Regions from separate parts of the Homo sapiens genome. Here region 2 is linked to region 1. Evidence: read pairs that join two places in POLR2A ChIA-PET (ENCODE). Cell type or tissue: MCF 10A. All regions are shown on one strand. Links, peaks and the distances in the headings refer to the core of each region. The heading gives the core; the rest is flanking DNA.

Region 1 (11,533 bases), core at 3,345-8,344:
ATGGCTCCTAGGGTATCAATTCCCTAGCATTCTGGCCTGGCAGTAGGAAGCCGTCAGCACACACTGAAACAGTGCATGCAAAGGGATATGGACAGAGCACCAACATCTCCACTATACTTTGCCTACCCAAATCATATTCTGAGTCTTACCACTTCTCACAGTGTCTACAGCTACAACCCTAGTTTAAGCCACTTTCCCTGGACCACTGCAGCAACTACTTCAGCAGCTTTCCTGCCTCAACTCTTCCTCCCTACCCAATCCCCACAAAACAGCGCAAATGATTTTTCCAAAGCATGAATTCAATTATGTCGAATCCACCCTACCAAAAATTCAAACAGATTCTCACTCTACCAAAAATTCACCCTACCCTCACCCTACCAAAAATCCAAACAGATTCTCATTGTAACTAGAATAAAATCCAGCTTCCTTATAGCCTTTAAAGCCTCACATGATCTGACCATCTTCATCTTTCTGACCTCATTTCCAAAATAAGGATGTTCACTACTCAGCCACACTACTCTTCTTTTTTGTTAACTAAACCTGTCTCAGGGTCTTTGCTCCTTTGTTCATTCCACTTATAATGTAATTCCTAGTGGATCTTTACATCTGACACCTTCTCACCACTCAGGTCTAACTTAAATATCACCTCCACACAAAACCTTAGCCCCAGTCACACTTTTAAATTACTTTATTTAGAGCATTTCTTGGGTCCTTCAAATTATCTTTTTATGTTTTCATATTTATTATCTTTCTCCTCGCATCAAAATATAAACTCCTAATAGGCAGGGATTTAGCATGTCTTGTTCAACCCCACAGTCCACCCTTCATATCCAAGGGTTCTACATCTACAGATTTAACCAACCATGAATTGAAAATATTTCAAGAAAATACGTAACAGTAAACAATAATACAAATTAAAAAATAATACAGTATAACATTGTTTACATATCATTTACATTGTATTAGATATGATGAATAATGTAGAGATGATTTGAAGTATAGGGTAGGATGTGTGTAGGTTATACACAAATACTACATCATTTTCTATCAAGGACTTCAGCATCCATGGATTTTGGTATCTGAGGGGGTACTGGAACCAATTCCCCTGGATACCAAGGGACAGCTATATATCCCCAGTATGTAGAATGTCACCAGGCACATTTTAGTGATTTCAGAAATATTTATTTAATGAAAAAATAGGTTTCCAAGATTGATGAGGTTGAATGAAAAGTGCTGTCTTTCATATTGTAAATATAATTCCAATATGCCTAGTTTATTATTGGTTTATGATAATCATAAAATGATGGTTTGCTAAGCAAAGGCAAAACTGATGAGATTATGGAAAAATTTTCCTCAGTGGAGTCCCAATTAATGAAGTTCTACTTTCAAAGAGGCTTCTATGATAATGTTATGCTTATTTTTGGAATGGAAATAAAATGACATCTTGCAATTTTCTTTTTCCCCTTAAATAAACCTACTTAAACTATAAATTAAGACTGTTCTCTTCCAGGGTTTAGTGATGCCTTGAAAAATAACTGAAACTAACAGTGTCAAAAAACATATCAGTCAATTTCCAGGAGACACATTATTGCTTTCTGAAAATCTAGACAGCTCTACTTTAAATATTTAAATTAAGGCTGTTTTATTTTATTTTCTGTATTGTGGTTTCTGCCTTGTCATTTCACATGTGGGCTAGTATAGTTGTTGGATCACATCTCATCTTACATAAAGACCTTGAAATTAAAAAATGTTTGGAAGGAAATATTTTAAATAGGAAATTTTAAATAGGAAAAAAAATCAATGGATGTAGTCAGGGTTTAATAGGATGACCACAGCAGAACATAATACTCCACAGCGAGTCTCAAAGTCCTTCAAATATAAGCCAAGCCACATTCAAGCCTTCCTTCCTCATCCACTCTCCCGCTCTCTCCCCACAACCCTCCACACCTTTGCCTAGGCTGTTCCCTGAACCTATCTCCTCCCATCTTCTCCTCTCCCACCTTTCTTCTGCCTTCAAGTCCTAGCACAAGTGTCCTTTCTTCTTCTAGGAAGCTCCTCCAACCGCCACAGCAATCAGTAGGTCTTTTTTTCTGTGTTCAGCTTGTACTTGGTAGAATATACCTAATATTCCTGTTTTCACACTGCAGTATGATTTATTTCCAAATCACCCTCCACCCCACCGTGGGCAGTCTCTCGAGGGCATGAACAGTGTCTTTTATCGTTAAATCCTCATCACTTATCATACTTACTATAGGAAGTGCTCAGTAAGGAGTTGGTGAGTAGTCTACTCATTTAACCACCTTTAGGGCTTTGAGATGGGGTGTTCTGCATATATCATTTTGCTTTCCACTGGTAATTGGTAATAAAGATGGGGTGAGAGGAAATTGGAGGAGAGACTTGTTATTCACATCTCCTCTTTTTCCTTATGTTCTTTCTGGCTTCGGGATGGGACCAGAGACTAGATGGTGAAACTCTGGGCTGAGGTTCTGATATGCTAAACCACTGGTAATGCCATGATTCAGGTACCCACTTGCAGGACTTTCCTGACATCTTCTCACTTCCCTTTACAAATACTTCCCCTATCTACCTTCATTCCAAGAGTTCTTGTGCCCACAAGCTTTAAGAACCATATTTATGGCTTTCCTATCTTCCCTGACCCTTCTATTAACCTGGCTTGACCTCAGAATTCAATCCAAGAAAGTTGGTTTACAGATTATTTAACTTACTTAAACTAATGTATGAATATAGGAGCATTTCTATTTTACAATGAATCTGTTACTGTCAATACAATTCTGATTACTAAACTACGTTTAACTTGAAAACTGTTTTTTGCTAATTCCAGCACCCTGCTTCTAAGTGTTCCATATAAAATCATTTTTGGCCAGGCACAGTGGCTCACTCCTATAATCCCAACACTTTGGGAGGCTGAACCAAAAGGATCCCTTGAGCCCAGGAGTTCAAGACCAGCCTGGGCAGCATAGCAAGACCTCATCTCTACAAAAAATTAAAAAATTAACTGGCATGGTGGCACATGCCTGTAGTCCTAGCTACTTGGGAAGCTGAGGTGGGAGGATTGCTTGAGCCCAGGAGGTCGAGGCTGCAGAGAACTGTGATCATGCCACTGCACTCCAGCCTGGGTGACAGAGTGAGACCTTGTCTCAAAAATAGAAAATAAAATAATAAATTTTTCTAAAAATAGACATATTTATTAACTATTAGCTAGTTACTAATTGTATATATATTTTAAAAACATACTTTAGACAAAAGAAATATTACCAAATAGATCACCAAGGTCACTTCTAGCTCTTTTTATTTCTTTTTGAGGCAACGTCTCATTCTGTCACCCAGGCTGGAGTGCAGTGGCGTGATCATAGCTCACTGCAGCCTTGATCTCCCTGGCTCAGGTGATCCTCCCAGTTCAGCCTCCAGACACCACCATGCCTGACTAATTTTTCTATTGTTAGTACAGCCAAAGTCTCGCTATGTTTCCTAGGCTGATCTTGAACTCCTGAGCTCAAGCAATCTTGTTGCCTTTGTCTCCGAAAGTGTTAAGATTATAGATGTGAGCTACCATGTCTGGCCTCTAGCTCATTTTAAAAGCAACCAATACTTCATAATAAAGAGGTACAACCCAGTAAATTAAGTTTTTGACTGAATTTCAGCTATTTTAAATCACTCTTCAAACAAATATTGGCCTCATCTTCCAGAATTAAGAAAAACAAACCATCATGGTGAAACCCTGTCTCTCCCAAAAGTACAAAAATTAGCTGGGCATGGTGGAGCACACCTGTAGTCCCAATTACTTGGGAGTCTGAGGCAGGAGAATAGCTTGAACCTGGGAGGCAGAGGTTGTAGTGAGCTGAGATCACGCCACTGCACTCGAGTCTGGTGACAGAGCAAGACTCCGTGTCAAAAAAAAAAAAGAAAAAAAGAAAAGGAAAAACCTTTAATTCACCTTGAACTCAATATCACATCTGAGCAAATGTTTTTGCTTCAGCTTTAAATACAAGCCCAATAACTTATTAAAGCAAATGTGTTCGTTTATGTTATTTTCTTCTTTGAATTCTGTAGTTAATTATATAAAGTTAAATTATCTCATCATTGTATGAGAGGGTTTTCTTTAATGTTTGTCTGAAAAATATTTTAAATCCAATGTGTAAAAGTCATTCCTAATGTCACCACCTCTCTTTAAAATTCTAAGAAGCAATAAGCTAAAGTCCCCTTCCCATCCTCATCCCCCAGAGATCACCACTGTTGGCAACTGGGTACACATCCTTTCTTAATATTTCTTGCATTTATATAGATACAAGGGTGTCAGCTAATATTTATTAAAATATAATTAGCATATACTTATTGGTCTGCAATGTTCTTTTACATCTTTCTAATTAACATGGATGCTTTTCCAGGTCACTACTTTGGATCCAATTTATTCCTTTTAAAGGTTACGTAATATTCAGTTGTATAAACATGCCATAATTTATCCAACCTTTCTTCTACTTACTGACATTCAGTTTGTTTTCTTTTTTTTTGTTTGTTTGCTTCCTCAACACTTCAGTGTAATAATCAGATCCTTACTCTGCTCCCAACAATGCTGCTCCCTACAAACATTCTTCCCTCAACCCTGCATCTCCTTGAACTTGTCATCCAGTCTTTCCCCTTTTCTATACTGACAATTATGAAAGAACTGGCCTCACACACTATCTATATGTTCATTTATCATTCATTTTTTCAACTCTGCAATTTTTCTGTCTTGCTACTTTTCTGAAATTGCTCTCACTAAAGACACCCATGCTGTATAGCTGCCGCCCAATTCGGAAACTTTTCTTCCCAGTCTTCATCTCACTCAATATGGCTGCATCCCTTGAACCTTAGCTTCCTGAAGTCCATTCTTCCCTTGCATACTGAAACAACACTCTTCTGGTTCTTTCCCTACCTCTAATGGCTATTTCTCAGTTTCCTCTACTTGTGCCACCTCATCTGTTTCTTTCACGTCAGTGTTCCTCAGAGCTCTATTTTTGGCCTTCCTTTCTTCTTCCTCTACTTGTCTTCCTGGTGTTCTCGTCCACTCTGATGATGTCAACTATCACCTAAACACTCAAGATTTCCAAGTCTAACTGTAAACCCCACTCTTCTCCTGCTCTACAAATACCCAAATCTATCTGATCTACAAATACCCAACATCTCCCTAGAGTCACATGAAACTCTCCTTGTCTGTAGCTGAACTGTTGATCTCTCCTCCCACTACAACCCGATCTTCTTCCTGTATTCCATAACTCAATCACATTTCCACCCATCCTTGTTACCCAAACTAAACAAATCAGTCTTCCTTAACTTCTTGTCTACTTTCATATCTAGTTTTTCAATTGGTTCTACAATTTATCTGACATATTCTGTTGTCAGTTACTACATTCCTAAAGATATCCTCATCTACCCTTGCCTGCATTTTTATAATACTTCACAACTGATATCCCAGCCTTTAATCATATAACCTTCACATCATTTTCCATATGGCAATTAATATTATTTTCTGACACTGTCCATGTCAATCCCCTGTTTAAAAGCCTCCAATATCCTCTAATACCCATAGGATTAACAAATATGTATATATATAATTATATTTAATATATCATAAACATATAATAATGTATAATAAAAAGCCTTTAACTATCAGATTCCATTTTACCTAACCATCACCCCCAACTAATCTCCCTATCTTTCAGTCATTTCCTCAAGCTGGCTGGACTTCTACTTGTATTTGAGTCTTTGTTCAGGGTATTTTAGTCAACCTGGAATTTTCACCCCCTCTCTCTTATTATAATTTTATTTTTCTTATTAGGACTCATCTCAAAATTATCACCTCTGAATTCTTACCAAGCTCTCTTATCAATATAGGAATACAAATTTCCTATTCTGTGCACCCAAAGCCCTTTGTCCACATCTCTCTTGCTGGAACAACACTCTCCTAGTATTATAATTATTGGTATCATCTGGTATTATAATTGTTTGTTTCATCTGGTATTATAATTATGTGTTTCTGTGTCTATCTTCTCCACAACACTGTGGTCCCTAATGAACAAAGTCCATGACTTTCAGATTTTTGTATGCCATCCCACAACTCTTGTGTCCTGCATAAACCTCAACAAATGTTTTGAATTTAGAGAGTTTGGAAAGAACAGACGAAGTGGTCTGGTCTCAAGTCTACGCCTCCAATCTTCTGTGCTACAGATGACATTGCAGAGCACAGTGGTGGCCAGAAAATTGAGCAAACTTAGAATGGGTGCTTTGTTTACTTTTTTGCATTCATAATGCAGTTCTAGGATCAGCATTCAATCAACAATTTCACTGAGGTTGGCTGGAAAAAGTTTCTCCCTTTGGGAGAGAAGTTAGCAGTTAAGAGGATTCCTTTCTGCTTTTGGAATTAGGGAAATATTTCCAATTATGAGAGACCACAAATGGGTAGATGATATACTAAGTGGGAAGGATGCAGATTGTCTCTTCTCAGGATGAGTTTTAAGGAATTATTTCCAAATAAGACTTCATGTATTTCCTGATAACAAACCTTGATTTTCAATAATTGCTCCTGAGTGTAGAACAGTACAAATTAATAAAATATTTATTTGCTAGAGCTCTTATATCCTTGAATTAATTAATCAGCAAGTGAAATCTCTGAACCCCAAGTCTGAGAATCTAGAAATACTGTTAATTTAGAAATATCAGCAGTAGCAGGAGATATTACTTTTAAAATGTGCCCCACATTTAGTAAATGCTTCCCCTGAGGGCACTTAACTCCTAAAAACCATATGTCCTGTTTAGATTAATATATTATAATTAAAGTTTCCATGGCTGTTTAAGCTAGCCATCAGTGTGGAATCATTCAATCAATGCAGCCAACACTGCCTAAGAATCTTCTAGGTGCTAGGCACTAATGATACAGATCCAAGAAAACGAAGTTATTAGAAAATAGGTGGCAGTAACCCTTGAGTTCCCCGGTTACTGTCAAAGATTTCAAGAAATCAGAAAAGCAACATGGCATAGTACAAAGAGCTTTGAAGCCAATAAACTGGGTTTATATCCATACTCCATTACTTATTAGTCATGTAACTTTAGGCAAGTCACCTGATATCTCTGGGATTTCTTAATCTTCACAACAGGGTGAATACTACCTATGTAATGGAGGGGTGAGGCAATTAAATAATATATGAAAAGCATTTAACACAGTATCTATTATGTAGTAAATATTCAATAAATATAAATATTTCTATTTATGATGATGAATGAAATATGGTATTTTTCAAATCAACCTGTCACATTTTTAAAACAGATGTGCATAGAATGGCTTGCTTACAAACCCAGTGAAGTTATAATATAGTCTCAGAGCCAAAGAACTCACAAGGCAGAGTTCTCAGCTAATGGATGAAGTGTTATGACAACCAAAGTATTAAGCTGGATACCATAATATGAACTTTTCATATTGAATCAATTTGTATGTGGAAAGTAGTAAATGACCTTGATGAATTTTGTTTTAAAACAAGAGGGCTGGTTTTCTTTACTTTTTATTATTTTTATTTTTTTTATCATGAAGGTCTAGTTGTTCTGAAAAGGTTCTTTGACCCTAGGACTATATTTCCATTTAAAAAAGAAATTTCTGATATTTTTGTATGATACATGAGCTCTGGAGTTTTAAATGAATGGCAACTAACAAAATGTTTAAAGGGTTTTAGCTGCAGATCTAAATACTACCTAAAAAATACACAGAAATATTTCCTTTGCATGAAATTGCTTAATCTTAGGATATTGAGATGCTTTCACATATAACAGTCATGTTTATTAAATGGCTTGACTGTGAATTTTTGGTATAGTAACAAACAAATCACTATGATTCATAGTGACTTTAAAAAATCTATGCAAGTATTTTCATTGTTTCATGTACATTATTTTTAAATTTTCTTTTAAATTATTATACCTTACCATTTTACCTTACTAAAAATACAGTAGGGGTTTGTCCCACCAAGTACACATTTTATTGGTTATTTAAATAACTAATTTAATTACACATATTTTTCAACTAACACTTCCTGAATTTGACCCATTTAGCTTCATTCCTCTCTCTGAAGGGTAATGGCTCAGATTTTTGTAACTTATTTTAAATATGTAAGTTTTATAGTGAAGCAACATAATATTTGGATTATCCTTTTTATGTTATGTGAGCCAGTGGATAAGTACTTCTACTTATATACTCCCAATTATAAACACACAAAATTTTTGCTCAAAAATGCTGCTAGTATGAATTTCAAAAGGTGTTTTTTTCCCTTAAGACTCTTATAAAATGTGTGCCTGCTACCTCTGTGGTATGGCATTTTAGTTCCAGCAACTACACCTTTTTCCACCACTTGAAGATGCTGTATGTCTAGAATAATGTTGTCCAACAAACTTCTTGCCATGATGAAATGTTGCATGAGATCCAATATAGCAGCCACTAGTCAGATGTTGCTAATAAGTACTTGAAATGTAATTAGTGTGACTGATGAACTGAATTTTTTACTTTACTTCATTTTAATTAATTTAAATCAAAATAGACACATATGGCTAGTGCCTATAGTATTGGACAGTGCAGGTCTTGAATGCATGTTGAAATAGCTGGAGCAGTGGACAAGTATGGTTACTATGTCCTCACGCCCCACTTCTTTCTCAAGCTATTCAATGCTCACCCATAGCAGAATATAAGTCAAGGCTCATTTCTTCCACTGACCACTCTAATCCACAGGGATTATATTCTTCTCTGAAATTCTATATAGTTAGCTGTGTACAGGAAATTGAAAATTTAGTGCCAGATTATACCTTGCACAATAGTCTAACTTTAATATGCCTAAGTTTTAGCATAATACAAATAATATTACCATCTTCTATTCATTGAAAGCTTATAGTACACTTTATATATATCTTATTTCATTTTCATAATAGGCTTGTGAAATATGTATTATAATCTCCATTTTACCTATGAGGAAATTGTGGCTCAGAAAGATGACTAGCTCCAGTCAAACAGCTAGTGAGTAGGAGAGCTGTAACTTGAAATCAGATTCATGACTGCGTAGGGACTTTGTAGGCAGGCTCCTATGAGATACGTAAACAATTTGAGTATTGGAGCCATCATAATAAACCTAAACTTGTCTGAGAAAAATACATTGTAACAATTACAGCTTAGTGGGAATAAAAGTTTGTGATTCAATTTAAATAAAAAAGTATTTAATTTATAGTGAAAGACCATCCCATAGTTCTTCCATCAGAGACTAGATACATCACTTTCTTAAAGACCAGTTGCTCCCTCTAGTGAGCATCAATAGGAATGACATGCCTAGCAGTATTTAAAAGTGACAATCTCAGCAGGAGCTGCACCTTCCTTAAGGATGTCTTGGAAGTTTGTAGATGTGAATTTTAGTAATTACAAAAAATGAGAGTTGCTACTTTTATTAGGTGGTGTCATGGATGCTAGATATCATACTATCCAAGGGAAGTCTCCCTCAACAAAAAATGCTCTCCTTCCCAGAGGGAAAACCTATTTATATTTATCTGAGCCTCGAATTTAACATTTTACATATAAACACTAAACATGTTTACACTGATTTAATGTGCAATAAACTTTCCAGGAAGGAAATTATGGTATTTCATCTAATTTGAGACATCAATTGTAAAACAAAGTATTATTTAAGTATCACCAAGAAAGGAAGACAAGGAGAAAAAACACTGCCAATTAAACTATGACATGATGCATTCTTATACATAATTATTTTATGTTTTTAAAAAGAACTCTTTTAGGCTTTAGACAGAAATAAAATATCATACTTGGAAATAAATGAAAGGAAAGGGAAAAGCAAAATAAATTGTTAAGGTATTCATAAAACTTCATATTCACAAAATTTACTGAAAGTTTGGCTCAGAGGTGTCAATATCCATATTTTTTTCCAAGCAATACTATCCTCTCTGCTATCAAGTGTTTTGATGATGCAATATTTCCTAGAACAGTGCTCAACTCTTCTGTCTAGAAGAGTTTTAATTCAAGCCAGGCATAAATTATTGTAAGTTTTGATGTCAGTACTTTTTTGAGTCTTTCAAAGAGATTAATGGAAAGTTTTAAGGCAACAAACAGCACATATTCTTTCTTCAGATGATCTTTAGTTTGTCCAGAAATTGGTAACAATAACCGGATACACACATGCTCAGGCAGTGATGATGGTAATGATGCAATGACTGACACATGGCTGACAGTGCTTGTAAGACACATCCTGATTTAAGAAATGTGAAATGTATTTCCTATAATGGAAGAAATACAGTAACATGTACCAAGGGGAGCTTTTCCTTTTTCTTTTATAGAACTTAACAAAGATTGGGTCACCATTTCAGAAAACCTCATCACCATGGTATTTGAATCACAGGTAAAACATACCCATATCAGTCTCCATCCATGGTGATTATATCAACAAGTATAACTTTCTAATCACTTTGCTATTTCTTACAGTGTAGGCAATGTTAATGTCCTTACATATCAAAATAGACAATATTATAAATTACTTTTATTTCTCTTTTATGATGTGATTATATTGATGTTTTTCTATTTACCTGTGTAGGCAGGTTATATTATCTATAAATTTCATTTAAGGAAAGTAAAGACTCTTTTAGAAGATATCTGTTATAAAAAGATGGCATTCAGTCTGATAGAGTTGAGAAAATACTGAATTTGGGGATCATCAATAACTGCTTCTCCTCTGAAAAGAAAGAAAATAATTGGGTACTTTCCTTACAAATATTATATTAATATGCTTGTGGATAGGGGAAAGAGGGAAGAGAGAAGAAAATTGTGTATCAAGTTAACATCAATGATGGTTACACATTTTAAGAAAGTGAGTTCACCTTCCATTCACAATTGCTTCAAAGAGAATAAAATACCTAGGAATCCAGCTTACAAGGGATGTGAAGGACCTCTTCAAGGAGAACTACAAACCACTGCTCAACGAAATAAAAGAGGACACAAACAAATGGAAGAACATTCCATGCTCATGGATAGAAAGAATCAATATCCTGAAAATGGCCATACTGCCCAAGGTAATTTATAGATTCAATGCTATCCCCATCAAGCTACCAATGACTTTCTTCACAGAATTGGATAAAACTCCTCTAAAGTTCATATGGAACCAAAAAAGAGCCCGCATTGCCAAGACAATCCTAAGCAAAAAGAACAAAGCTGGAGGCATCACACTACCTGACTTCAAACTATACTACAAGGCTACAGTAACCAAAACAGCATGGTACTGGTACCAAAACAGAGATATAGACCAATGGAACAGAACAGAGCCCTCAGAAATAATACCACACATCTACAACCATCTGATCTTTGACAAAGCTGAGAAAAACAAGAAATGGGAAAAGGATTCCCTATTGAATAACTGGTGTTGGGAAAACTGGCTAGCCATATGTAGAAAGCTGAAATTGGATCCCTTCCTTACACCGCATACAAAAATTAATTCAAGATGGATTAAAG
Region 2 (5,000 bases), core at 1-5,000, 85 kb before region 1:
TGAGAAAAAAACAGAACCACAGGCCTAAAACCATGGGATCAATTCTGCTGGAGATTGCATCTTCTTAACAAAATAAAATAAAGTTAGCATTCTATTTATAAAAACACCATTATTGTTTTTAACCATAAACACTGCAATAAGAAGCATGGTATGACAGAAGTTTCCAGGTTCTTTCCTACATGGGCAACACCCATATTTTAATCACATGACTGATGAATGCCCCCTACATTCATGCAACCACTGAGATCCTTTCCCTCTCACTACCAGTCTGGTTCTACCATAGAAAATGATGTAGAGAATGGTAAAAGACAAGACTTAAAAAAAACAAGGTTATCTAGAATAAAAAAGAAATGTGGGTGGGGACTTAAGGTACAGTAAGGTGGTGATGGATGTGTTAATTAATTTGATTGTGACAATCACTACATGATGCATATGAATATCAAATACTTAGGTTGTATACCTGGAATATAGATATTTATTAATTAAATGTTTCTTCAAAATTTTTAAAAATAAAAAAGAGAAATATGGAGGAAAAATGACCTGTTTGGGAGAAAACAGATTAAGCAGGGGATGGAGGAGTTTTGCAATGTTTACCTCAATGAAAGATTGATCTTATATATGATCAATATTTAACCAGTCAATAAATACTTTGTTCTTATAAAAATACCAAGTAGAAAATGTAAAGGCATCTTCTATGTAAAACATTAAAATATTTTCTTCTATATTCACATATTTAAATCATTTCTAATTTCTAAGATTTTCAACTTTAAATAAGCAGAAGTCATAAATTAGAGCCCCAGAAGATAAATTTAACATCCCTTCAAGGCAACCCCATTTAAACCTTTCTAAACAGAAAAGAATTCAAAGGCCTTTTTCAGAAATCCATCCTAAAGGATAAAAGCATTCAGAAAAACTTCCCTGTATTTACCATAAATCCTTCTTGATGCTTGCTTTAAGTTAATTTCCCCCTTCTTTTCTTCAGGGAAGATGGAAAACAGCTGTTCAACGTTCCCTTTCAGGCTACTTTTTTCCTTCCTGACAGGTCCCTACCCTCCTTGGGAGAAATGTAAACACTGCAGGTGATTCCAAAATCCAGTTGGCCCAAGTCTGATTACCCATGGGGTTGGTGAGCCTGCCCCCATTCATACCACCTGGAATGATATCATCAAACTGCAAAGGTCCCAGGAAAAGATTTTTCCCCAGAATTTGTGAAATTCTAGAAATTCATTGGATATAGTCTGTCCTCACATATATTAAAATGACAAAAATAGCACAGCTTCAAGAATAAAAGTTTAGTCAGAACTGTCTAGAAGGTAAACAAGGTTGTATTACAGCGGGTACCTTGGTCTTCATTACTGCTCTACACCGTGTTGGATATTGAGTGCACCTTGGTGTAAAGTATTTTTAAATGACCTACTGATTTTTATCATGAAATTCCTGAGTATTTGTCACTGAGGCAATTTTCTCAGTGACAGAAACTGTCATTTCTCATTTCTAAAACTGAAAAATTCTAGAAATCCCTTTCAGTACCCCAGTCTAAAGGACTACTCTATAAACAAGTGTCCATTTCTAGTCAGTTATTTCTTTAAATGAGCAATGTATATGGATTCACGACATCATCTGCAGATTACTGCATTTTACAAAAAAAAACTTACACAACACTAATGTTGCTACCTACTTCAGGAACTGCTAACAAACATCATTTTTCTTGCAACAGCCATTTGACAGCAACAATAAGGCTGATATATTGCCTTCGTACTTCATCAATAAAAACATTACAGACCCACAAGCTTGGTGAGCCTATTTCCTTTACAAATTCCTTTTTAAAAGTTAGGAAGTACTGATTCAACTTTGTTGCGGTATAATGTTTGTACGCATTAAATGCCTATTATTTAGTAGCTAAGTTTGTTATTGTTATGCATGATAAAAAATGCAAAGCCCTGACTTAAGCAACAAACACAACTTTAAAACTCTACGAATATTTCAAATGGAAAGATTTAAAGGACAGCTTCTTAAACTGACTGTATACCTATTCAATTTCTACTAAAAGAGCATGAATGCTAATTTATACACACACTGGGGATTTCTATATGATTATTCTGCTATCGTTCGCACTGAGAGGAGAGAAACTATTAAGTCTAGAAATAAAACTCAAAAGGTGGGGGTTGGCATGCAGACACATACATTCAGTTGCAAACTCTTTCTGACTCTGTCTTGGACAAAGCAGATGAACATAAATAATCTACAATGGATATGTCACATATATGTAATTGAAAGCCAACTGCCTATATGTCTTTTGTTATATTTTCTCTAACAAGACTACACTTACCTAATAGGTATAACTATTCCCAAATATAAAATGCCAAAGCAAATTATGCTTATTTGTCAGTATTGTTCATAGCTTCTACATATTACTGAAGGGCAAATTCTGTTCTTTCAGGACTTATTTACTAACATTTAATGATAACACTACCAAAATCATGTTTACAAAATATTCCAAGGGAGCTGAAGCAAACAGAAGGAAATCCAGTGGTAATCAGTACACATTAAATTTCATATGTTATTCTGAATTAAAGACTGAACAAACTACTCCATTCAAGAAATAAACAGATCGCCTCAATAATCTTTTCTTCTCTTTCCAAATTAAAATCATTCCCTTCTTCTTTGTGATCTCTAACAGGCTCTCTGAACACTTTTCCTCCAGCAGGTTTATACTCTTCTGGGCATCTGAAAGAGGATCTGGAATCCACACCCTCAACAGGCTGGAACTTGCCTACACATGGCAGAAGTAAGGAACACAATCAGTAAAGGTAAAAATCCTGAAGCCAGCTAATGAGAACTGAGCAATCGGCCCAGGGCTTTGCAGGAATTAGAAGTGGCCCCACAATGGAATCCTCAGAAGGCATGAGAAGAGATAGAGAGAAGTGGAAGAGGACGGGGCTGCGGAAAGGGGGTCTGTAAATAGCCAGTTACATTAGTCTAGGAAGCACATAAGCATTTTAGGGAGCTGATGGTTCATGAGGAGTAGTGAGTAGTAAAAGGGATAATAAAGTAGACAACAGGAAAATAAAATGTTAGAGTCTTTAATAATATGAATTTGGAGTCACAAGGGATAAAAGTAGGATTAAATGTGTAATTTAAGTTAATCTTCTATTTAAGGTATACCACTAATGACTTGAAAATGAAAGACAAGTCTTTTACCTTTAGTATTTCCATTTCCATACCCCTAAAATGAGGGTAAGACACTAGCTCTATATCACTGTCCATTTCTACTACACTAAAATATTAAAATATTTGAATTCTTTGAAAAAAAAGTTAAAAGTACTGGGCAATTTCAAAATGCAAGTATTTATGTAGATGTATGTTCAGGGATTTTCCTTTACGGCAATTCTCTAAATGCATATGAATTTATAAGTGAGAGTTTACTAATAGTAATGGTCCTGCTATCCTATGCACAATACCTTGTATTTCTCTTTCTAGTTTGATTCTTTTCTGCAAGACTTCAGCATCAACTAATCAAGCCACTCTTCTATACATAACTAGAAGTTGTGAAACACTAAAGTGAGATGATAGAAATTTGGGATACATTTATTTACCATACACATAAAAAAGACTTTGAGGCAGGATCTTGCTCTGTCGCCCAGGCTGGAGTGCAGTGGTGTGACCATAGCTCACTGCAGCCTCGAACTCCTGGGCTCAAGTGATCCTCCCATCTCAGCCTCCCAAGTAGCTAGGAAGAAAGATTTTTCTTTAAAGAAAAATTATTTCAATTAAACATACTATCCAATTAATGAACAGTTTAATTTTTAAAAGCATATTTCCTATTAGAATGGGGCATTAGAGTTGAGAAGACTTTGTGAAACATACATTCTTCATTATTGTTATCATCAAATGGTACATCGATCAGTACACCTCAAGAGTTTGGGATTTTAATCTCTACTTCCCATTCTAATTCACCATATGAATTTCATAGGAAAATAATTTTCCTTTTCAGTACTCTGGGCTTATATATAACTTGCCTCATTGCCATGTTGGGCACCAACTTGAGGTATAAAGAATTTTGCTGTGTCACCCAAACATTTGCTGGTAATTTGGTGCTCCCAGAGAGTTTTATTCTAGCAATCACTATAGGGGAAGATAACATAATCCCATGAGAAAACCTTAACATATTTGCTATGGTTTGAATAACTGCCACCTCTAAAACTCATGTTGAAACTTTACCTCCAATGTGGATGTGGCAGTATTGAAAGGTAGGACCTAGAGGCGATTGGGTCATGAGCCTCTACCCTCATGAATGATTAATCCATTCATGGATTAATAGGTTAATGGATTCATGGGTAATCACGGGAATGAGACTGATAGTTTCACAGGAAGAGAAACCTGAGCTAGCATGAACAACTCCCTCACCATGTGAGGTCCTGGATCACCTCGGAGCTCTGTAGAGTCCCCACCGGCAAGAAAGCCCTCCCCAGATGCAGCCCCTCAACCTCGGACTTGGGCTCCATAACTGTAAAAAATAAATTCCTTTTCTTCTTAAGCTACCCAGATTCAAGTATTCTGTTATAAACAATAGGAAATAGAGTAAGCATTTAAGAACTGTCCTATCCTCTTCTCAGGCACATTCTTTTAGTAGGGTTATGTCACTAAATCTCTTCAGGTGCCCTACCCACTCCTTCAAAATAGTAAAGATCCAGCCCCCTCAGCAAACAGAATAATAGTATCCACTATAATGAAGTTCCCTCTACCACAGATTCTGGCTCTCCTCAAAGGCCTGCCACAAACACATCCTAAGTCAGTAACAGTATTTCTCTTTTTTTATTTGGGGAAGGGGCAGTGGGGTGGTGAAAAAGGATAATATTTACTATATTTATGATTCAAGTATGCTAATGGTTATGTAATATTTAATATATGCTACAACCACAAAATGCTAGTCTTTTGGGAGTTTCTTCTGAAAGAGGATCTGGAATCCACACCCTCAACAGGTTGGAGCTTGCCTACAC

The links. Peaks named below come from ENCODE experiments on the same cell type or tissue, not always from the same donor. Only the 100,000 strongest peaks of a DNase experiment are listed, where the experiment ranks them.
Region 2: POLR2A ChIA-PET joins it to region 1 with 5 read pairs; 7 of 35 experiments call an interaction of 5 or more read pairs at or near these places.

The regions. Positions count from the first base shown.
Region 1 is chr6:116,285,669-116,297,201 of GRCh38, reverse strand. It overlaps a transcript of DSE not described here. Among named protein-coding and RNA genes, the nearest start is that of TSPYL1, 12 kb to the right of the region's middle. In MCF 10A, for the core only: no CTCF peak of the experiment used is centred there; no DNase peak of the experiment used is centred there.
Region 2 is chr6:116,374,121-116,379,120 of GRCh38, reverse strand. All of the region lies in intron 1 of DSE (dermatan sulfate epimerase), which reads right to left. Among named protein-coding and RNA genes, the nearest start is that of DSE, 5.7 kb to the right of the region's middle. In MCF 10A, for the core only: no CTCF peak of the experiment used is centred there; DNase peaks (open chromatin) are centred at 2,770 and 4,990.